Regions from separate parts of the Homo sapiens genome. Here all the other regions are linked to region 1. The links are chromatin loops, found by intact Hi-C in ENCODE. Cell type or tissue: IMR-90. All regions are shown on one strand. Links, peaks and the distances in the headings refer to the core of each region. The heading gives the core; the rest is flanking DNA. Region 1 has its middle 190 kb from the start of MAN1A1. Region 2 overlaps LOC105377975 (a long non-coding RNA gene). Region 3 overlaps LOC105377975 (a long non-coding RNA gene). Region 4 overlaps LOC285762 (a long non-coding RNA gene).

Region 1 (5,973 bases), core at 466-5,465:
GAAAACAGTGTAAAGCACAAGGGAAAAATGCTTCACCTACGCTAACCTCTAAACCTTCATTGATTTTCAAGTCTTTGTTGCATTTTCTCTCCCAATATAATTTAAGACTTTTTCACAACATGAATTTCTACCAGGCCAAGCTTGAAACACATTATTTCAGCCTAGCTGAATTCACACACACACACCTCATATTATTTTTCCCTAAAGCACATGCTTTGTCTGTTGAGCTTTTGCTTAGCACAGCTCCTAGCATCTTGCATAGCTGTCTGCTCACATTGGACATTTAATACATACTTTGCTGTTTTAAGCAGACTCCTGAGAGACTCTTTCAAATAACCCAAGTCTAGGGATGAAATAAAATCTCCAAAGCTGTTTTTAAAGAAGGTATCAAAGAAGGGATGCCAACAGCCATCGCACCTTCTCCTCAACCACTGTGTCAGAATATGCCCCTGAAAGCAGAGTTTCTTCACATTTATGGTTTCCTGTGGTAAGTATCTGGCTCGCCTTGAACTCTAACCACCTGGACCTCATGGCATGTCATGGTGGATTCTCTCTTTGCTTGCCTTGCCTCTCTTGTTGATTGGATGAATGCTTTACCTCCTAACCCAGAGCAAACACAAACTGGCTTCCTCTTGCCATGTCATAGGACCCTGGGCTCTAGATTTCCAAATTGTACTTTTTACCACTCACTTGAATTATATTTGGCTGTTCCATGCCTGGCTCCTTTGGACCATAATAACCCTGGTGCTATCCATGATCTTTCCTTCTTTTCATCCTTCCTTCTCTACTTTTCATTCTCCTTTTGGACAGACATTAAATGAGGATTTACTGTTACTCTAAAGAAGCAAAATTGAGGAAGACAGAGTTTTTTACTTCAAAGAAGTCATAATCCAATGAAAGAAACTGCCAATTAAACAAGCTGTTAGCACACAATATGATAAATATTTTCTTGATATATACACAGTGAATTGCTTCATTCTTCTGAGCAAAGGCAGGGAAAAAGCTACAAAGCAGATGATGATGTCTGACCTAAATTTTAAGGACTATCAATTATTTTGCCTAAATGCTATGCTATTGGCCAATGTTTTCATACATTACTTCCAGGCAATATGAAAAAGAGAACTTGTAACATTAGATTTACATCCTAGAAATTTCACTCAGGTAGGTTTGGGTGACTTGAGGAGAAGGTAGAAAAATCTGTTGTTTTTAGAATTTTTAAAACATAATTAAGCCTTTTATCTGTTTTTCACAGTTCATTATATTTACCATTTTCCTTTTATTTAGTAAAAGTATTTAATGATGTCTTAAAGGGTGTCATGATAGTAATAACAAAACAATAATCCCAGATGTTCCTGAGAGAATTTCTATATTTTATTGCTGAATTTTAAAAATTACTAAATATAACTAAATTACCAAAAAATTATTAGTTAAAAGTTTAAACCATTACTAAAATATATATTCACTTTTATTACTAACATGGTTTTTAAAAATTATCATACATGTTTTTATTATAAAATATAAATATAAGAATTGTCACATATAAATAATCAACCATGATTGCCCTTATATATGGGTAAAATTTTACTACTGATTTACTTTGTATGAAGGTATGTCTATAATTATCTGATACTGAAATTTAAAATTCTAGTATCAGAGATGAGGCTTTAGATTTGATACAAAGTCATTTTCCAAAAATACCCTAAAGTATTTCAGTGGAACACTGACTGCAGCGATAACCATTATCAGACAACAGCACCTTCAAGAGAATTAGATTACCAAATGTGCTTCACCTGATAACTAAGTTCAAGTAGATTACTCAGAAAATGGGATTCTTAACAGAGTGGTGAAAATACTAAGAAAGAGATGAGAACTGGCCTAGGTAAGATTTTTAATCACAGGCACTAGAAAGCATAAAACATAAGGGTATTGTGTGTTTTAGGGAAAGATGGGATAATATAAGATAAGACAAGAAATCAGAAAAGAGAAGAAAAGCAAAGATATAATCACCATTTTTTCTATAACTGACCAAAAACTCTTCTCAGGATGAAGCTTACAGAGAAAATTATTATGCACATTAAAATAGTTAAGGGGTGGGAGTTGTTTCAGAACCAGCACCAGATATAAACACCAAAGTTCACTCCTCTAGTGAACTAGAACTAGAAATTTGTTGTCAATTAACTGAGAATGCTGAAAAAAACTACTGAAGGTTCTGAAAAGCAAACAAATCAGGCAGATGCCAGAGATAAAAGAAAACTGGGCAATATTTTCTTTTGTTGTTGTTCATTCTCACAACTTTGTATCCAGGGTGAACTCCAGTCATAGAGTGGTTTGGCAGTGGCAGCAGCCACAAAACTTCTAGGGGAACCCCATATTTCTGCCTGGAAGTAGGTCCTGCATGCTGGAGAGTGTAAGGGAATCCCAGGATATTGAGACCTAGAAAAGGAGATCTACTAAATCTGTAAATCTATATAAGGCTCAGGCTTACTCCTCATCTGTGCATGTGTGGGGCAGACCCAAACCAGCACAGTAAGGCTTTGAGAAATAAACTGAGATTTAAACCACTGCCCATATCTCAGACTAGCATCTGAGTTTTTCATGTCAGGCACACACTCAAACTAGCATTGAAAATGCTTTGAGAACTGAACTGAGATATAAACCACAGCCATAAAAGATCGGACAGAACACTTGATCTTAACCAACGCAAGTTGTTTGCCTTCTCCAGAGGATTATTCATCAACATTCCCCAGAGGATTATAACCAGATCCAGAGACTGTACATTATAACATTCACATCATCCAGGATAAAAGCCAAGATTACTCAACATGGCAAGAACCAGGAAAGTCTGACCAATTCTCAAGGGAAGATACAATAAACAGATGCCATTCCCAAGATGACTCGATGTTGGAACTATTAGGCAAAGGCTTTAAAGCAGCTGTGATAGTTATGCTCTGTGAGTTAAAGAATAACACATTTAAAAAGAACGAAAGGTAAGAGTTCTTAGAGGAGTGCATACTACAAAAAATAACCGAATGGACATTTTGGAACTGAAAAAACAATATCTGAAATTTAAAAAATTACCAGATGGGCTCAGCAGAAGTTTGGAAACAAGAGAGGAAAGAAATCAGTGCATTCAAAGATGAATCAATAGAAGTTATTGTTAAAGGATCTTTGGGGTGTCACTTTTCTGGCCTGAAACCTCTGGCCAGTGGCACCTTAGCACAAGCTTTGCTAGGGTCCACTGGGCGCATTCCACCCATTCAGCCTGGCAGATTGTGCTCAGCTCACACTACCGGTCTGGCTTCCACACCTGCCAAGGGTGAGTGAGGTGTGCAGCAGCGAGGGGTGTGTGAGCAAGCGCAGGGTCCAGCCACTGCACAGACACACTGGCTGCTGCAGCTGGTCAGGTGCCCCAGGTGCCAGCATGGACACCAGCTCTCTGCGAGGCTGTGGCTGGACCAGGTACACTGCAAGCAGCTTCCCAGCTGGCACCGGGGAATGCAGTGGTGCCTGGAAGCTTGTACATGCCAGGTACCACAGGATCCCAAAGAGGGAGTCACAGCCCTGGCTTGGAAAGCTCCTAGGTCTGGTATCCATGAGGGGCCACAGCTCTTCTCTTCTTCTCTTCACCTACAATGTGGCAAGCAAGGGGCATGTGTCAGCTCTGTTTGTGTTATAGCTCTTTTAGCTCCACCATTCAGCAGGTCCTGAGTTCTTGTCCTGCAACCGGGAAGAATGAAGTATGCCGACAAGTGGGGGGTGAGCAAATTGAAGAAGAGCTTCATTGAGCAACAGAATAGCTCAAAGGAGGTCCACAGCGTGTAGCTCCTTTCCACAGCCAGGTGTCCTGACAAGTGTTCAACTCCTAGCAGAGAGGAGGCCCTGGAGTGGGTTGCTCCTCTCTGCAGGCAGGTCATCCTATTGTCTTCCCAGCTCCTAGCTAAGAGGAGGCCCTGGAATGGGTTGCTCCTCTCTGCAGGCAGGTGATCCCATTGTCTTCCTAGCTCCTAGCAGAGAGGACGCCCTGTAGTGAGTTGCTCCTCTCTGCAGTTGGTAGTCCAGACATCTCTGCAAGTCTCTGAAGACCTCAGCAGAGAGGAGGCCCTAGTGTGGGTAGTTCCTCTCTGTAGTTGGTCATCCCAACATTTCCTGCTATCAGCAGAGAGAGTAGCTCCTCTCTGCCACTGGTCCTCCTGTTGTCCATTCAGCTCTGGCTGAGACTTAGGCTTTTATGGACATCAGTGGCGAGGAAGTACACACTGATTGGTCCATTGACAGCCATGGGAAGCCCAGAAAAGACACTACAAATTCCCACTCTGGTCTGTAGGACAGGTAGCCCAGCTCCCAGCCTTCAGGCTCCCCCTGGCCTGAAGGTGGGTCCTCAACAGGGACCTGCCCCCTTCTGCTCAGGAATCTATCTCCTCCTGCTGCCATTCATGGTGCCCTGGCCTGGCCCCAACTTTGCTCCAAGATCAGAGCCAGGGATGACAGCAGGGAGAAGCCAGGCAGTGGGAGCAGGCATTTCCAAGCCTGCAAGGTCAGGGGTGCCTTCCCCGGCCCCCAAGAGCAATTTGGGAGGCTGCAGTTGTGCTCTGGTGGGTGGAGCTTCTTCCTGCTCCATGTAGTGGGAGGCCTAAGTCTGTAGCCACAATTTGGGTGGCTGCTGTGGCACCTGGGGAGCTCCCACCCCAATTCAGAAGAGGCAGGGATGTTGCTTTTCCCTTCCAGCTCCATGGATTCCTCAACCCTGGTGGTGCTTCCCTGCCGCAGCTCGCATGATGGCAGCAGCAGGCCATCTGGAGCTGCAGCTGCCATCATTATCTAATCTGAAGAAAAGAGATAAAACTATATTTTTTAATTAGCAGGCCTTAGAGACCCATGAGACATTATCAAAAGGTCTCCATACAGGACATTAGAATCCCAAAAGGAAAGGAGAAAAAGATTCAGGTAGATTACTTGAAAACACTCATGGTCAAAAATTTAGTAAGTATTGGAAAAAGATATATGTTAACAGATTCAAGAAGTCCAGCATGTCCTTATTGGAAAACAATTCTCTATGGCATTTATGCACATTTTATATCAGCTTTCATTTCAGATTATATTTTCAAGCATGTCTGTATAGCAAATAACCTTGAGTAATAGAGACAGTATCTCCCTCTGAGGCACAGGGTAGATTTGTTTCATGACCATTATAATAAAAGATAATGTCTTTTTTCAGGCAAAAGTTGGGTATATCTGTTATCAGTACCCTCTCAAATTTCAGGCTTTCCTCAGCTATAATTCAACTCTATTACGCATACAGCATTTTCCTGGGCTACTCCATATCACACTATGGGACTTTGGAGGCAGGTAAACCAATGAGTATATGAAGCTCATGCTGCCTGCAGTGCCATGAATAATAAAGTCCTTTGTCTCTTACCCAGGAGTATTGTATCTTCTACCAGCATCCATGAAATTGTTAGCTTGCAGGTAAGGTAAAAATCTCAGACCCTTCACAGTTATTAACTACTGCGAAACAAGATAACCTCAAAAATAAAAATCATTCCTGGATTCATTATAATCTAAATTTTGAAACCAAACATAAAGAAAAAACCTTGAAAGTAGCTAGAGAAAAAAAACGATGACACACAGTGGAACAATGATTTTAATTACCCTGGGTTTCCCATCAGAAATAATTGGGGGCCAGAATGCAGTGGGAAAACATCTTTAAACTGCTGAATAAAAGTCAACCCAGAATTCCATATTCTGCAAAAATGTCCATCAAAAATGGAGAAAGGATGACATTCTCAAATGAAAAAAAAAAATCTAACAAAATCTATCCACAGCAGATATTATCTACAAGAAATGATAGAACAAGATTCTTCAAATTGAAGGGGAATAATACCACAAGATTATTGGACTCTTTAGAAATAAAGAACAACAGAAATGATAAATATATGTATAATTTAAAACACTATTTTTCTCTTTTAAGTTCTG
Region 2 (5,973 bases), core at 596-5,595, 86 kb before region 1:
ATCATACAGTTGTTTACCCATAGGCAATGTGTCTTTTATCTCTCATTGCTTTGAAGAGTTTTTCTTTTTCATTTATTTTCAGTAATATTCCACATGTGCCTCTATATAGTTTTATTTGTATTTATTCTATGTAAATTATTGCTGAGATTCTTGTTTCTAAACTGATATTTTTCAACAAATTTTTAAAGTTTTTGGCCAAACTTGGACTACAGCAGTTTGGGTTCTGCCTTATTGATAACCAGAAAAGGGAGTGTCCTTTAGGGAAAAGCCTCTGTTTTTTTTCCGGAAATTGAATTACAAGTATGTGAGACTGTTTAATATTGTCTCACAGATTAGAAGAGCCTTGGATTGTTTTTCAATAATTTTTCTCTCTGTTTTTCACATTTGATAATTTTCGTTGATCTATCTCCAAGTGTGGTGACCCTTTCTTTATCTCTCTCCACTCTGCAATTAAGCCCATCCAGTAAATTTTTTATTTCAGATATTGTGGGTTTTGTGTTTTTAATTTTCTATTTGGTTAGTTTTGTCAATTATGCTTTTCTACTTGAATTTCCTTGTCTCTTAAACCATTATGACCTTCTCTTTAGATCCTTATCGTATTTAAAATAGCAACTTCAAAGTCCCTGTCTTCTAATTCCAAATTCTTGGTCATGATTGAGCCTGTTTCTATGGACTGCTTTTTTTTCCCCTCAACAATGAATCATATATGTCTTTGCATATCTTATCGTTGCTATTATATATTGGAGATTTTAGATAAAACATTTCAGACACTGAATTCTATTTTCTTCTTGTAAAGAGTATTGACTTGTATTCAAACAGGCAGTGGGATTACTGGCTTATCACTTTGAACTTGCGGAGGCTTGGTTTACTTTACCAAGGTGCTCTAATTTGGTGGGATTCAAACATCAACCTTTTCTCATCTGTGACATCTAGCTGCTAAAATCCCTCATAAATCCTTTTTGCTCTCTATCTGTGGTTTTCTGCTGAGTTCCTTGGAGCTTGGAGTCCTCTAAAAGCATTCTGTAGGGTTCAGCCAAGTATTTTAGGGAAATTATATTCAGATTTGAGGGCTCCATTTACTCCAGGAGTTTCCTCTTTAATTACCAGTCTCTCTTGCACTTCCAAACTCTGCCACTGACACTTCAAGCTGAGAAAAATGCAGCTTTCTCCTTGAGTTCTGGCTTCTTTGCAGGCCACACTCAATGGGATGTCCTCAGGAGAAAGATGCTTGTAAATATGGACTGCACTCTAAGCACTTGCCCTCTTTTAAGGCAGAAATACCTTCAGTTGCTGCCTGCTTAGGGTTGCCCTCCATGCCTTTAAATAGGTGTGTGTGTGTGTGTGTGCGCGCGCGTGTGTGGTGTGTTCATTTTGTTCAGTGTTTATAATTGTTATCTACTGAAGAGTTTTTCTAACAATCTATTCACCATTGTTGACCAGCAATTTCCTTTTAATATTATTCATATTATGGCAATAAATTGGTGAAACAAATGTACAGTATTGCGTTCTCTTGTATCTAACATACAGTAACCTTTATATTCTCGCAAAAGCTTGGAGTGGGTGAGATCAAGGGGCAGTGGTAATAAACATATTATGACTTTCAAAATAAGGAGATTTATGAATGTAGTAACACAAGTCGGGTATAGTTTGTTCTGCTGGCTTGTTTTTCAAATAAGAATATTTGAACATTACTGTGTTCAAACACTTTCTCCTGCCAAGCCAACATAATCAAACAAATAGATTAAGAAGGTGAAAGAGAACTCAGGGGTATTCTAAGGGAAACTATTATAAATAACACTCCTATGCATAAACACTGTTAAACAAATAAAAATCATCTCTCAGGGAAATAGTGCTGGTCCCCAATATTAATTTAGTCCCCTCTGCCTGCATATAAGGTTATTTCCTTCTCTTTAAGGTATTCAAATTATTGCTCCCTCTGCTACCTTTGGTAATATATTCTACTTGTCAGAAGTAGGCTGATGCAGCAATGAGACAGAGAGATAGGGAAAGCCTGGGGTTTGAGCTTAGGAACAAGGTCCCAGGCTAATTACTCTTAGAAAGGAGTTGCAGGAATTTGAGTCATAAGGTGAGATCATCACCAGAGGGCCATCATCCCACAGCACAGGAAAGGTAGAAGGCAGAAAATACCCACAATCTCTTCAAGATGAAGAGACGTATCAAACACAAATAGCTAATGAAGTTTTTTTTTTGCTGGCAGTAAGGGGCACAAATGAGAGTATGATCATGGAGGAATTTCATATCAAAATAGAGACGGTATAACGCAGGACACATATCCCAAATGCATTTTTTACAGTGAAAGTAAAATTGTTTCAGATCTCCTGCTTTTGAATCCCAAGTCCATCATCCTTCAATCATATGATCTGGGGAAAATGCCTTAATGTCCCTGTGTTCCATTGCAACATCTGGGAAAATAAGTGCAGTGACTGAGTCAGATCTCGTCAGCCCCAGATGTCTCAATTCACTGATAGGTGCCCAAGTCTCCCCACAATTTGGCCTTTTCAGTTCCACTCTGCTCATTTCAGATTCTCCTTTATCTGTTACTGCTTCCTTTTATTTCACTCCTTCCAGCTTCAGCTCCTACTCTCTCCTGAATTGTACTTCAATATTTCCAATTCCTTATTAAAATCTGTCTTAGATCGACGTTCACCCCAATCTACATGCCTTCACTCCAAACACTGCCCTCAAAAAGCCTTTGGTCCAGGTGAAACTTCCTAGATTCCAACAAATGTTTCATATCTATTTGTGTAAGAAACCACGTACTCCTGCTATAAGCCCTTTGGCAGCAGTATACATAAGCATTCCATATTACTACTTTGCTAAAGGCAATATAAAAAAAAAAGACCTTAAAAACACAAATTAAGGAAAATAAACACAAAAGTGTCTTTTGAAAACTTACAAAACCTGTTCAGTAGAGCAGGCACTTTTAATTGGAAATGCTGCAAGACTGCAGGAGCAGCAAAATGTGATTCCTTCAAACATAATAGAATGTGCTGATTCACAGGCAGGAGGAATAACACCCAGAATCTGCCTATCTGCCACAGCAGTTCTGACCCTTCCAGCTCTGTTTAAGAAAGATTAACCTTAATGGGAGCCTTATACCCACGCTTGGACTCTTCCAGAGGAAAAATATGAGCATATGACTTTTCAGTTTGCAAAATAATCATGTGATTCTCCTTTAGTGGCAAATAACGTAGTGTCCTCTGTCCCTAAAAATTCTTCTTGTCCTTCTAGGATCATGGGGATCTCTGAGGGTTCTACCTTTACTTAAAATCCTTCAGACCTGCAATAAATAATTTGAAATGTTTAAAACACCATCATAAAAAATATACATTTGGGTTTGTTTTGCCCACGAGAAAATAAAGGGGGAGTGACTGTTATCAAGTAAAATCAAAGAAAATGTCTTGTCCCTCAGGCCTAGGTCTAAATTGCTCAGGTGTCCTGTGGCCTACATGAGCTTGTTTCTGGGAATGACATTTGAGCACAGATAGACAAAGTCACTGCCTATTCATAACAGGTGTAGAACCCACAAGTGCAGCTTTTACAAGGCAAGTCATCCTCAGGTCATCCTTAGGATTTTCACAAGGTGAGCTAACCTCCTGGCATAAACAGCCATTTTTAATTTAAATTTTTTATTGCACGCTTTTCATCTAATGAGTCACATGGAAAATGAGAAGGCCCACTATGCATCTGTGACCTAAAAGACTATATAAATAGTAAATGTATTATTTTCATGTTTCCAATAAAAAGGAAACCCATTTTCTTTTGTTAATATGCAATACGTTTTAATTAACTATAGTCATTTTGTTGTGCAATAGAACCCCAGAACTTATTGCTCCTAACTATAAATTTGTACTTGTTGACCAGCATCTCCTCTTTCTACATATTCCATATTCCACGCAACTCCCCAATCCCCTGCCCCTACCACCCCTGGAACCACTGTTCTACTCTCTGCTTCTATCAGTTTGACTTTTTTTTAGCTTCCACACGTAAGTGAGAACATACAGTATTCATGTCTCTGTGCCTGGCTTGTTTCACTTAACATAATGTCCTCTAGGTTCATCCATGTTGTTGCAAATGACAGAATTTCCTGATTTTTAAAGGCCGAATAGGATTCCATTGTGTATACAAATCACATTTGCAAAATCTGTTCATCCATTGTTGCATACTTAGGCTGAGGAAACCCATTTTCTATGGGGCAAGTATTTGTTCTTGCCTCTGAAACCTGCCTTTGTGGATCCAGATACAAATATCAGACAAAACGTACTTCAGTTTTGGTAGTTGCTAACAGTGGTTTAAGAATATTCCTGGATATTGGCCAGGCACGGTGGCTCACGCCTGTAATCCCAGCACTTTGGGAGGCCGAAGTGGGCGGATCACAAGGTCAGGAGATCGAGAACATCCTGGCTAACACGGTGAAACCCTGTGTCCACTAAAAATACAAAAATAAAATTAGCCGGGCGTGGTGGCGGGCGCTTGTAGTCCCAGCTACTCGGGAGGCTGAGGCAGGAGAATGGCGTGAAGCCGGGAGGCGGAGCTTGCAGTGAGCCGAGATCACGCCACTGCACTCCAGCCTGGGCGACAGAGGGAGACTCCTTCTCAAAAAGACAAAAAAGAATATTCCTGGATATAATCAAAATAACAAACATAATGTCTTATCCCAAACAACTCTCCTTGCCCTGCCATATAAATCCATTAAAAGTGAGAATTTTACAAAGTTCTCACACTTTAGTAAGGTAAAAAAAAAAAAAAAATCAAATTTTTAAAAATTGTTTACTGGCTGTCTATAAAGTAAAAGACACTAGGATAGGCATGGTGAGACATAACACAAGGAAGATATAGCCTTTTCTCTTAAGGGATTTATCAACATTTCACCAATATCAAAATATAAGTCATCTTCAAAAGATGAGAATTTTTCATCAAGACTGGTACATTTTTTTAAATGTGTTGTTGGCTTTAGATAAAATCCTCTAAGACTATTCCAAACAACAATGAAGCAAGTAATCATAATTTAGAAGCAGTAACACCTATTTGGATGCTCAAACTATATAACTGTATATTTGAAACTGAATAAATGTTTATTAAAAACCTATCACATTATATTGTATCGTTGATTTATGTTGAATTAATTACACTATTTCCTGCAATCCCTAAACTTCAGATCAAATTCATGGGATTTTAATGGGTATTTCAATACATCTTTAGTTTACATTCATATTTATTTCCCATTTCAGTATTTCAAATTCAACAGAGTCATTGGGATGTATCTATTGATTTTGTGAAAAAGACTTAGCTCTGGGTCCTTATCCCAATTCTGATGCTGTAACTGGCAAGGTGAACATGGGTTCAGTTATCTAGCCGCTCTGAGCTGTTTTCTCTGTAAAAAGGATGATGTATGCAATTTCCCTGGCACATGATACATTATAACTATTGTGAATCAAAAAAATCACTCATCTTTGTTGAGAATCTGGCAGTGCCGTGGGGTGACCGTTCTGAAGATCAGTGCTTACCAGATTCAAAAAATCATTTTAGTGTTTGAAAGGGATAGGATCAACCTTATTCTACAGACGAGGACTTTGATAGATACAGGAGGGAAGTCACTTGCCCAGTGCCACTTAGATAGTGGTAGACCTTCAATCCAGTCTTGGCACCTTGTCTAGTCCCTTTTGTACAGTATGGCAGATATATCTGTAAAATTATAGATAAGTAGACTGACTTTATAATGATCTTTGATATCTTCAAATTAGGAGTTTTCCTGTTCTAACACATCTCTAATAAGAGATAGTTGCTAGAACTTTGAATTTAGGCAGAAAAATGGGTAGTAATCATTAGGCCATAGGCCTTATTTTCCTCCACTATAACAAAAGAAAGGATTTTTAACTTTATAAGTTTGTTTAATCATCACTTAGCTATTCTTCTAAAAGAGAAAAAGCAGACTAAAAAATGGATAATTGA
Region 3 (5,973 bases), core at 612-5,611, 73 kb before region 1:
AAAGATTTTTTGGGAATCAAAGAGACAAAAATAACTGTCTTGGCTCTTCAGGTACTATGACATAGTCCCAGACATAAGAAATACCTACATAGAACATTTATGTATTAGAATTGGTGGGCTTTAAGTAGACAAATAAAAAGAAAAAGAAAAATAACTGAAGGGATCAACATAAGCTAAGACGGAAAAAATAAAGAAAAATCCAAACCAATGAAAAGAACAATACAAATATACTTCAAATACGGCCAATATAATTCCTATAGTTCAGATTCAAATATGGTTTTGCTGCTGTTTTTGTAATACATTGAGTTAAGCATCTGGAACAATCTTTTGTTGAAAATAACCAATCATCCTAGCTATAATAAATATTTTTAAACATTCTAAAAGGAACAATGAGCTGGCTAGAATGAAAAAAAAAATCTCAAGCAGAAAAAAAAAATCCTAATTAAGAACGAGAACTCAAAGAAGTAAGCAGAATACTGAAGCCTTATTTTATGCTGAGGTCATCTGCCTAAGTATATTTAAGCTTCAATTTTAGACTTGTGAGATTTTAGGAGCTGTAACCCCAGAGAGGCAAAACTTAAGTGTAATAGGCAACCAAAAAGAATGCTCTGCCCCTCAACCCCAGAGGCCTTCAAGAAAATTTGCCTATCTCAAAATAGAGGGGGAAAAATCTTCATGGAGAATTTAGAACCTCAAGCCAAACCCTCGCAAATGTCCACAGAACAAACGCACACTGCCTCAGTGTTTGGAAAAGCTTCAAATTAATAATTAAAATTAGTTAACCTGGAATGGAATTGCCCCTAGCTGTCAGACAAAAGCAAATAAAAATCTTCTCAAAAGAAATTGCCCTTATTTCACAGAAATCATCAGCTCACAAATATTAACTAAAAACAAAAGGAAAAGAGGCACCATGCTTGAGAGCCGGCAGAAAGAACATGAAATCCAAAAGGACTTCATTCAGACAACAGACACAGACCATGAAATGATGATGTTTAATATGTTTTAAAATTTTTTAAGCCAGAACAAATATATGCATGATAGGAAAATCATATGTAAAACCAACCAAATATAATTTCTAGAAACCAAATAAAATGAGTGAAATTTCAAAACACAGTGGATAGGTTTAACAGCAAATAAATGATAAAGAGACAACTTGTAACTGGCAGACAGATGTGAAGAATTTACCCAGGCTAAAGGTAGCACAGAAAGATAAAGTGGTAGAAAACAAAACTTAAGAGACATAAACAATTAAAATGAGAAAGTATTACTTATGTCTACTTGGAGTCCAGAGTGAGACATAGATGGATGCATTTCAGGAAGAAGGCAAGTGATCCTAGAGGGATGGCCTGATCACTAAGAAGAAATGAGGTACACAGAAACTGATGAACACAGTCAAATAAACATTAATTATTTGAAACTACAATAACAATGTGTTATACGGTAAATAAGACAATTAAAATAGACAATCACCAAAAAAAAATTAACAAAGAGAAGGGTGAATAGGATTAACACATCTAAGGTCTTTTTTTGTTAAGTTAAGCATGTATATTGTCATTACAAAAAATAATAGAAGTGAAGTATATAATTTCTAAACAGGTAGATGAAAAAACAAAGGAGAAAAATTAATCTTAGGAAATACAAAGAGGAAGAGAAACACATAAGAGAGGCAACAAACAGAAAGCCCAAAATAAGACAGTACAGTATATACAGTTGCATCAGTAATTACATTAAATGTAAAAGGACTAAATGCTTCATTTACAACACACATCTTCAAAATGGATTTTGAAAAAACAAAAGCTAAATGCGTTTATAAAAGGCAGGTTGGAGACTTTCTCTTCCAGGAAGATGGAGTAGACTTACTTTCCCTTCCTTGTCCTACTAAGTGCAACTAAAAAGTTTGGGCATTAAATATAAAACAAGCATAAGATGATCCTATACAGTGGAAAGAAAAAGGCAGAACAACTAGGGACCTCAAGACCCCAGGACAACACAATAGAGAGCTCCCTAGGTTTTCTTTTTCTTTCATATATCTCAGATTTCTTGCCAAAGAAGCTAGCAATTGGAAAACACTAAAAGTGCAAATAACAACAACAAAAATACCGCTTGCTCTAGCCAAAGGACAAAGAAAGGAGCAGCCTAGCAGGGCGAAAACTTTTAGAGAGTAACTGTTCAAGTCCAGACAAACACTACAGAAAACACTGTGGCCCTACCCATGCCAGCAAAGGACTTGTGGGGAGCCTAGAATTCCACCCTTATTGGGCTATAATAAAGGTAATATGGCACTCCAGCCTCCCACTCTGCAAGAGTGGTGTCAGATAACAACAAACAGGGAATCACCCACTCTGTGGTGTCATCAGAAACCACACGGGGAGCCTGGAATTCCATCCCCAACCTACAGTACCAAAGCACCCTTTCCCACCCCCACTGGGATGGTGTAAGTGAGTCTTAGCAGACAGTCAAGATTTTCACCATCACCCATTTCCCTAGATGTGGGGAGTAGTAAAGAGGCACTCCTATACCCCCCAGCCATGGAGGTACCAGTGTAGGGTAACAGGGAGCCAGAACCCTCACTCTTGCCCAGCAATAACAAGGAACACCCATCCTTGAGTGTTAAACAAAAGCCAAATGGGGAACCTGAAATTCCACTCTCACTCCCCACTCTGCAGTAACAAGGCTGTCTCAACCTCACCCCCACTTCTGTTGTCAGAACACTGCCAGAAAAGACCTGTTAAAACAGAAGTTTTAAATAATACCCAGAATCTCATAATACCCAAAATGTACAGGTTTCAGTCAAAGATCACTCACCTTACCAAGAATCAGGAAGATCTTAAACTGAATGAAAGACACAGCTAAAACACAAATGAAGAAAGTTTGAATGTTAAACGACAAAGGAAAACATCACAAAAGATAAGAGAAAGATGCATCTAATAAGAACTAATCAAAAGAAAGATGGTTTGGCTATATAAACTACAAATACAAATAGAAAATAGATTCTAAGACACAAAGCTCTTCTTGAGATAAAGTGGGTCATTTCACCTAAAAATTTCAATTGATCAAAGAGACAAAATTTTAATGTACCTAACAATAAGAGCCTCAAAACTTTCACAAAGAAAGAGAAATAGAGAACAGAAATCTATTTGTTACTACAGCCTTGCCTACTCTAACTGAAATCTCTGGGCAACAGATTTAATTCACTCAGAAGCCTTGTTGAATTCTGGAGAAAATCAGTTATTAAGTATTAAAGAAGCTTTTTTTTCCAGAAGGACATATGTGTATTGTCACATCAGCCTCATCTACATCTCTTCTACTCCTCTGGTGTTCTAAGTGGGTGTTTTGAGGTGTCAAATTGACTGCAGCATTTCTGCCAGGGAGTCAGGGGTGGGAGGACTGGAAATGAAGAATTGCAGCATGAGAAGCCAGCTATGCCCTGTGCTCACCTGCTGACTTCACTGTTACAGAGTGTGGGGCTTAGTGAAACTCAAAGAAAGCATTAGACATTTCCATAAATATGAATTGCATCTGTTAAGATTATGGCATTTCCTACAGAAAGCACAACAGTAATGATTACAGAATGCTCCCATTAGAGTACCACATGAGTCAGTCACTCAAGCAAAACAAACCTTGAACACCCAAAGTTAATCTGAAGCATAATCCCTTATTACTGGTTCTTGGCATTATGCTTTCCTAGGGTTGCCTAGACTCTCCTGTGAGCACTAATAAAAATGTCCCCTGGGGAATCATAATTTCTTCCCCTGAAAAAAGTTAACAATGACTGTGTTAGAGAAATGAAGGCAAGTGTCTTCTTACCACCAGTCACTAAGGACGGGAGCAAGTCAAGGGTCTCCCTTTGTCTGTTTTGCACTAGTCTCAGAGGCAAAAGCTGAACAGAACAGCCTTTTACCTACCCAGTATTATGAACACAGACAATACTTCTAAGCAGGACATCACAAAATTCCACAGATTTTTCTCTATGCTCCCACTGGCCTTGTGATGTAACTTTCAGAGGACAGTGTGAGCAGATAGAATTGCATGTTGCAGCTCTCAACCCTGACACCAAGAGGGAGCACCGAAGAAGAGGCAGTTGGTCAGAATCCTGAAACTCAAGCACAAGACCCTCAGAGCTAAATTCTTCTCCCAAGGGCAGTCTTCCATGGTCTAACTTTCCCTTTTCATCATGACTGTAAATCATAAAGGAAATTTAGGAAACACCAGATCATAAGTGAAGAATAGAGGGAATCTTCCCTTGCCGTCATTATTCCAATAGCAGGCAAAGTTGAAACCAAGCCTGGGAGACATATTGTTTCCTCTCAGTATCACTGCCAGGAAACCACAGGAGAAACAGCTGTATTGTTAAAAGATTTTAAGTCTAAAACAATCCATCACATGCAATGTACATAGTCTTCCTTACTGGAAGATCTTTTATCCCAGTCTATAATCTAAAACACCTAAAACTTCACTGCCTGCACTGCTGGAAACTTTTCCATTGAACAACACTCTTTAAAAAAAAAATCTCTACATTTTGATTTTCATCTTCTTAGCAGAGCAAATTATCCCATCAGCCTGTGGAGAAGTGGGAGGTTATTGTTCATGAAACTATGAAAGAACATAGCACAACAATGCAAATGAGAAGCTTGAAGTCTGTTTCACCATTAAGGCATATTCTAGAAAATATTCATTCTCAGAGAAAAGAGGGAAGAAAAATATACCATAGCCTTTATATAGAAAGTTTTGAGAAGAATATTAGCACTGTATTTAAGGGAAGCAAGAAATAGCTATTCAATTCAACGCCTCCCTCCATCATTCCAAGGCCACCTTTTAAGGATGTTTTGTTATTATGAGATAGAATGAATGTTTTCTGCCTGTCTGACCTAGAGAGGAATGTTTGTCCACAGTTCTACAGCCTCTGCCTGGAACGTACTGACTGAAGGCTATAAAAATCACTGAAGGACGTTAGCTATCCAGCATTCAGGCAAAATCACATTTCCCGCTCCAGCTTACTCTCAAAAAGCCATCACATAGCATTTACTTTAGGCAGCAGAGGACTCCTGTTAAGGAGCAAAATACCCAGAGGAGAGTGGAGGGAAATGTGTTCCAGTTTCCTGGGTTACCCTGGGGTATTCAGTGAATTCTCCCTCTTTCCTAAACACAGTGAGTGCTTTATTTAATTTTAGCCCTCCACATCATAAGTTAGGTCTTACCTGGTCTATTTCATACTTTCTAGTGAACACTAAATGCAGGTCTCTAAGCTAGGAGTCAATGAAGGGAGAGTCTTCACCTTTTTAAGGCCAAGTGTACTTAGGAAGAGCCTTGCATGTTTGGGCTGGTTAAGGAACGGCCAGAAACCAATAGTTCACTTGGAACTCTTTGATTGTTGCAGGACAAAGGAGAAAGTCATCCAAGATAATAATTAAGTCAAGTAGGCCTAGAAATAAGAGATTCTTAGAATGCTTTCAAGGCCCACCTTAAATAATTGCCTCTCTGAGGACTTTCCCTACTTCCCAGACAGCTTCTTCCACTGCAATGTTGTTTAACACAATCCTTAAAGCTTGATATTGTAACTTTAAAGTCAACTTTCCTTCACAGGCAGTGTTCTAACAAAAGACCTTTGACTCATGTGTGCATATATCCCTAGCATTTAACACAGGTTCTAGTACTCAACAAGTGTCTGATGAATGAATTAGGAGTATTTCCTAAAGGAACTAAAATATCTATTCTTGCTTGCATCTGACAGAGCTGATGAATAATCACATGCACATGCTAATAAGACCTATTCTAAACATGTTTCAACTTCAGGGCCTTTGGTGATAGCCTGCAGTTCTATCACTTTTCCCACTCTGTGGCCTGTCCCCGTGCCCCATGCAGCTGTTTCAAACTTTTAATCTTATCCCAAATCCCCTGAAATCACTTCCAAAATCTATCAACAGATGTCATAATATCCTACTAAAAAATAGAGGCCATCAAATTACAAATTTC
Region 4 (5,973 bases), core at 257-5,256, 61 kb after region 1:
GGCACCATGCCAGATGCTAAGGATAAGAAATGAGTTGACACAGTACAGTCCTCAGGCTGTCACAGTATCAGGTGTGAGATAAACACATTGAATGACGGACACAGTGTAATTCAATACACTTTTCTTGCCTGCATGGCACTACAGAGGAAGGTTGATAAAGGCTTCATCCTGTCTGAACTGTGATGTCTGAACCAAGTCTTGCAGGAAGTCTTCTGGTGGCTGAGATGGCGGCCGAGGTGATCAAGATGAGGAAGAACAGTCCAGGCAAAGGGAAAAACCATGTGCAAAAGCATAGAAGGGCTGGTTGAGGTGGCTCATGCCTGTAATCCCAGCACTTTGGGAGGCCAAGGCAGGTGGATAACTTGAGGTCAGGAGTTCAAGACCACCCTGGCCAACATGGTGAAACCCCGTCTCTACTAAAAATACAAAAATTAGCTGGGCGTGGTGGCAGGCACATGCTACCCGGGAGGGTGAGGCACGAGAATCGCTTGAACCCAGGAGGCAGAGGCTGCATTAAGCCAAGATCGTGCCACTGCACTCCAGCCTGGGTGACAGAGTGAGACTCCATCTAAATAAATAAATAGATTGTTTAAAAGTACAGAAGTATAAAGGAGCAGGTCATTTTGTGTGCCTGAACAAAGGCTACTAAAGAGAGCCTTGCCTGAAATCTAATAAATGCTAAAGATGCCTGTTAGTAGTGAGGATGCTCCATACGGAGACTATATTACTGGATTGCTAATATTTTTAATTAATGACTACTCTTTGTTTATTTTTCATTAACCTTCCTCAGTACTATTAATTCAGAATAAACTCTTAATTCAATTTTTGTTTGTGTCAAGGAATTGATGTTTCCCCTAGCCAGAAGAAAGTCCCTTCCCACTGTCTCTATGTATATTTTGGATACACTATATAAGAACACAAATGATTGAAGTCCAGACTGCACAAACCCCAAGAGAATGCATTTTCCAACTCCAGCAGACACTCTATTTGACCAACATACCAGACCTATTTTTCAGATGTTACACCCTTCTGCAATAAGTAGGAGGAAAAACTTCTTTCAGTTCTGTGTTTAATCAAAACAAAGAATCCATACTAGATATTTTTTCTTACTAAACACTGCTAAAATGCATTATTATGCCAAAGAACACATCTTTTCTATAATTTAACTGTCGCTGAAAAAGTATAAGTTTTCCATTCATATTCAGTTTTTGAGTATTCAAATCACTCTTACTTTTACATATATTTGAGCTTCAAAACAATCTTGGAAGGTCCTGAAGCTCAAAACAGCCTCGTAATACTATCCCTATTTTTATAGACAAGAAAATCAAAGCTGAACATATGTGGCTTACCCAAATTCGCACAATCTTTATGACCAAAACGTGCTGCTCACAAGCCAGTTTAGCTGCCATCTAGTCTAGGGAGCCTTCTGGAAACTTTCAAGTCTAAGTGTCCTTTCTTTGAGTCCTCATTGCCCCCTGCCTGTCCCTACAATACCACTCATTTTACCAGGGCTTCTCAAACTTTAATGTGCCCACAAATCACCTTAGAATCTTGTCAAAAATGCAGTCTATGATTCTGTTGATTTGAGAGTGGGGCCTGAGATTCTGCATTTCTAACAAGCTCCTGAGTGACGCTGATGCTGCTGGTCTGAGGACCACACTTTGGGAAATAAGACATTGCAGTGTATCCTCACAGCCTGGTTATATTTCATTCTCTTCCACTCCACCGTATGTTCCATAGGGCCATGAACTATGCATTGTTAATCATAACATGTCCAGCATTCAGATTTGACAGTCTGTAAAATCTCAATAAATATGAAATGAATGAATGAGTGAATGAATGAGCAAATGAATGAATGAATGAGCAAATGAATGAATGAACAAATAAATAAGTGAAATCCATGTTTTCTAGACTACAGTTTTTTCTACTATATCATGCTGAGTTGTAAAAACATAGGCCAAGTCTATCCTTCCCTTTTAACTGCCACATTAAAGGTAAACAACAGCTGCCTTAAGAAAACTCAATATCTCAGTGGCTTAACACACTGAAGGGATTTTTTTTTCCTTTTCCTACTCAAGGTAGGAAAGGAAAGGTAGGGAGTGCTCTGCTCCACTCAGTCATTCAGCATCCAAGCTGACAGAAGCTATATCAACTTCAATATGAGGCTTTCAAGGTTATCCCATAATTTAATATCTAACTGGCACATGAGGCCTGGAAATAACCCATCATTTCTGCCTCCATTCCAAAGTAATATGGGAAACGTAGTCTTTGATTGGGTTATAACTCATATACACTAGAGAGGGGAGTAGGAGGCTTAGATGGGCAAAGATCTGTCTATTCCTCTATAAGCCCCCAAGGCCTCAGCCATGACTACCCATTCTTCTTCAATTGTACTTCACACTTTCCCAGATTTTATAGCTGAATTCATGATGTTCCTTTTTCCTGGAATTCCTTTACCCTGAACAAGCTCTGTCTTTTCAAATCCTACTCATCTTTCAGTGCACATCTCAAAAGATATTTTTTCATGCAATTTTTCCACATCTTCTAAACAAATGTTTCTCCCTTCTTTTTGAATCTATTTCTTTGTACTCCTCTGAGAATCTCTAGCACATTCTGCCATGCCTTTCAGTTATGGGTGTACTTACAAGCTCCCTCCTCCACCAAAAAAAAAAAAAAACAGGAGCTATGTCATAATCAGCTTGGTAGGCCTCTTGGCATCTAGCCATAAACCTTACTTACAGCAGTAACTCAGTAGATATAGGCATTTTTGAGTTGAATTGAAAATATATCTAATAAATACAGAAAGCTTATCTGGTAACAACCTTGCTCTATGTTTTTCCAACAGAGAAGACAGCTATAACTCCAAAAGTGAGAGAAAGTAGAAGACATGCCAGTGCTCAAAAGCTACAAATGTAACCAGAGCCGTGGCATAAAATGAAATACTTCTGGTTCATATACTTCCACTGAGCAGCATTGCATTTTATACACTTCTTCTTTAATGGTTCAGACATATAGTTCTTAACATCACATGGAGACTCATAACCTTCAGAATACAGCATGAATCAGCTGGCTGCACTGCAAAGAGAATACAAAATACCATCAAGAATGTCCTAACTGGAACAGTAAACTTTTAAAGTACAAACAACTCATCTGTTAGCAGCCTGGCATTTTGCTTTCTGGAAAGTAAATACATTAGAGAGATATCTTTAAAGAGAGTCTATTACCTGTGTAAGTCAGCAATTTTCAATCATGACTGTAGCAGATCCAGGTGAGAGACACTGCGACCTGGCCTTATAGCAGGACCAATAAGCATAAGCAATCCCTTGGTCCTAAGATGAAGACTTACTAATCATTAGTTCTTGAATCTATAACTTCCTTAGGTTAGGTCAGATTTGTCCTCGCTTACTCAGCTTATGGGGCGTGGATTCTTATATAGCCAGTCTATAGAGAGAGTATCAATAAAGTCATAAATCTGGGGGAAAAAAAAGTCCTCATTATCGCACCTGTCTGGTTTTTCAAAATCTTGCCTAAGGTGGTCTGGTTTGCTGAAGGGTGCTCCAGGAAGTGCAGTCTCCAGGTGTAACAGCCTCCCAAAGAAACAGTCTCTGTTTTGGCTGGAGGAAATTGTTGATTTTCCTCTGAAGCCTGGAATCAGCAGTTCTCTGCTGCTAAAACTCCTGCAGGGTTTTAGGGGCAAGTAGCTACTTTAGAATTGAGCAGATGGGGTAAAGGAGATAAGGAAATGTAGTTTAGAGAGACTTCCCACGAGAAGGCATCCTTTTCATTCCTTAAACTTCCCACCACCACCTCACACACAAGTGAAAAACGGGTGCAGAAGAATATACGGGGGAAAAACGGTAAGCTTGGGCAAAGTTCCCTGCAGAGGGAGAAGAAAAAATAGGATGAGACTTAAGAATTTTATAGTCCTAAACACTGGAAAAATTATGGCGAATTCTTCCCTGCCCCCAATAATTATCATGTGAATCATTTTGATCTTTATTTGTTAACAGTAATATATAAAACATAATACTTTTTCCAAACAATTTTGGATACCATCATTTTATGGTTGTACTAAGGACAGCTAGTCCCCTACAGGAGTCAGAGACTTTAGGAAGTATTTAAGACCTAATTCTATGGTTATCTTCTCAAAATATAGGATTCCTGGGAGCTATGACAGGTAATCTAGCAAAGTGAACTTATCAGTTAAACTTAATAGTTAATTGGCCAGGCACAGTGGCTCACGCCTGTAATCCTAGCACTTTTGGAGGCCGAGGCAGGAAGATTACTTGAAGTTAGCAGTTTGAAACCAGACTGGCCAACATGGTGAAACCCTGTCTCTACTAAAAATACAAAAAAAAAATTAGCCAGGCGTGGTGGTACATGCCTGTAATCCCAGCTACTCGGGAGGCTGAGGCAGGAGAATCGGTTGAGCCTGGGAGGTGGAGGTTGCAGTGAGCTGAGACCACCCCAGAGCACTCCAGCCTGGATGGCGACAGAGCAAGACTCCGTCTAAAACAGAAAAAAAAAAAAAAAAAAAAAAGCTTAATAGTTAATTTATCCATTAAACTTAAATTATCAACTAAGGACACTATAAGTGCTTTTCATATGGCTGCACAAGATATTGCAACTGATACCAAGGTGAGTAAAGCAGCAGTCCCTACCTTCGAAGGGTTAGTTGCCTGTTTAGAAATTTTTATTATGGTTTTAAAGTGAGGATAAGCTGCAGAAAGGCATTTTAAGTACAAAAATAATTGTAGGTCACACAGGAATCTAATTTATAAAAGAAAAGGGAGCATCTGGAGGATTCAGAAGAGGGAAAGCAGACACCTGGTTGGATGGAGTAAGAAAAGACTATAAATGGGAAGGATTTCTGAAAAGACTTAAGACTTGAAGGATGGCATGTGTTTTGTCAAAAGAAAACAGAAATGAGGGAAGTTGTATGTAAAAGAACAGCATAACCAAGAGCATTCATGTCATCATTATCATCATCATAACTGACATTTACTGAATACTTAATTTGTATGAGGCTTTGTGCTAAATCTTTAACGTGTTAAATCCTGTAATCTTCATAATCACACTACAAAGTCAAGTCTATTATTATTCCCAGTTTACAGAAGAGAAAACTGATACTCTGGTTAATTGCCCAGGGCCATATAGCTAAAAGCAGTGCAATCTGAAATTGACCAAGATTCAGGTAACCATGAGAAATCTAGTGTGAATAGAACATTTAGCATACACATCAATAAATAAAAAGACTAAGTCTAGAAATGCAGATCAGGATTTCCCAAGGCTCCATATGCTGGATTAAAGGTTTCATGCTTAGTTGACAGGCAATGGGCAGCCATTGCAGGGTTATGAGCAGGTTTTTACGTTACCCAATCTGTCAACACATGGAGTGGAGACATCATGGAGGGGAGAGGTCTAGGGATACAGTGAGACCAAGAAGTCCTCTCAAGTTTTTCAGGTAAGAAGCAAACTTAGAGTGAAATTTTTGTTAATGAAATGAGGTAAGAGATAGGAGAAACACAAAAGGTCAAATCTACAGAACTCGTCAACTAATGGATTGAGTGCTGGAAGTGTTACAGAAAATAAGAAGTCTGCAACAACTTGGAGAGCTGGGGTCTTGCCGCTGAACTGATGGTTTCATAAACAGAAATTTGTAAGTTAAGATTGTTGAAAAGAAGATAATGCCTATGCAGTGCTCTTTTTGCTGCTCTTCCTCTTTGCTCTTCCTCTTCCTCCTCCTCATCATCATCATCACCATTACCATAGTCACAGTTTACAAGTAGATGGCATTTCATCTATGCCAGGCATCATTCCAAGCCTTTTACACATAGTAACTAACACTAAATGAAAGCCCATAAGGTACATACTAATAATATTGTCATTTTATAAATGAGAAAATATTTAGAGATAGAGGTTAAGTGACTTGTCCAAGGTCACATCATTAATAAATAAGTAATAGAGTCTGAG

Evidence for each region. Peaks named below come from ENCODE experiments on the same cell type or tissue, not always from the same donor. Only the 100,000 strongest peaks of a DNase experiment are listed, where the experiment ranks them.
Region 2: a loop joins it to region 1, with 2.6 times the contacts of the local background. A loop is called at or near these places in 5 of 110 quality-filtered maps.
Region 3: it touches region 1 in a loop (4-fold over the local background); 5 of 110 quality-filtered maps call a loop at or near these places.
Region 4: it touches region 1 in a loop (4-fold over the local background); 2 of 110 quality-filtered maps call a loop at or near these places.

What each region holds. Positions count from the first base shown.
Region 1 is chr6:119,538,063-119,544,035 of GRCh38, reverse strand. No RefSeq gene overlaps it. Among named protein-coding and RNA genes, the nearest start is that of MAN1A1, 190 kb to the right of the region's middle. In IMR-90, for the core only: no CTCF peak of the experiment used is centred there; a DNase peak (open chromatin) is centred at 2,795; H3K27ac peaks cover 1,090 bases.
Region 2 is chr6:119,624,595-119,630,567 of GRCh38, reverse strand. All of the region lies in intron 2 of LOC105377975 (a long non-coding RNA gene), which reads right to left. Among named protein-coding and RNA genes, the nearest start is that of MAN1A1, 280 kb to the right of the region's middle. In IMR-90, for the core only: no CTCF peak of the experiment used is centred there; no DNase peak of the experiment used is centred there.
Region 3 is chr6:119,610,723-119,616,695 of GRCh38, reverse strand. All of the region lies in intron 2 of LOC105377975 (a long non-coding RNA gene), which reads right to left. Among named protein-coding and RNA genes, the nearest start is that of MAN1A1, 260 kb to the right of the region's middle. In IMR-90, for the core only: no CTCF peak of the experiment used is centred there; no DNase peak of the experiment used is centred there.
Region 4 is chr6:119,477,180-119,483,152 of GRCh38, reverse strand. The region is part of intron 1 of LOC285762 (a long non-coding RNA gene); the gene reads left to right. LOC107986525 (a long non-coding RNA gene) reads left to right here. Exons shown (of 3, transcript XR_001743825.2): 3 at 2,846-5,934. Among named protein-coding and RNA genes, the nearest start is that of MAN1A1, 130 kb to the right of the region's middle. In IMR-90, for the core only: no CTCF peak of the experiment used is centred there; no DNase peak of the experiment used is centred there.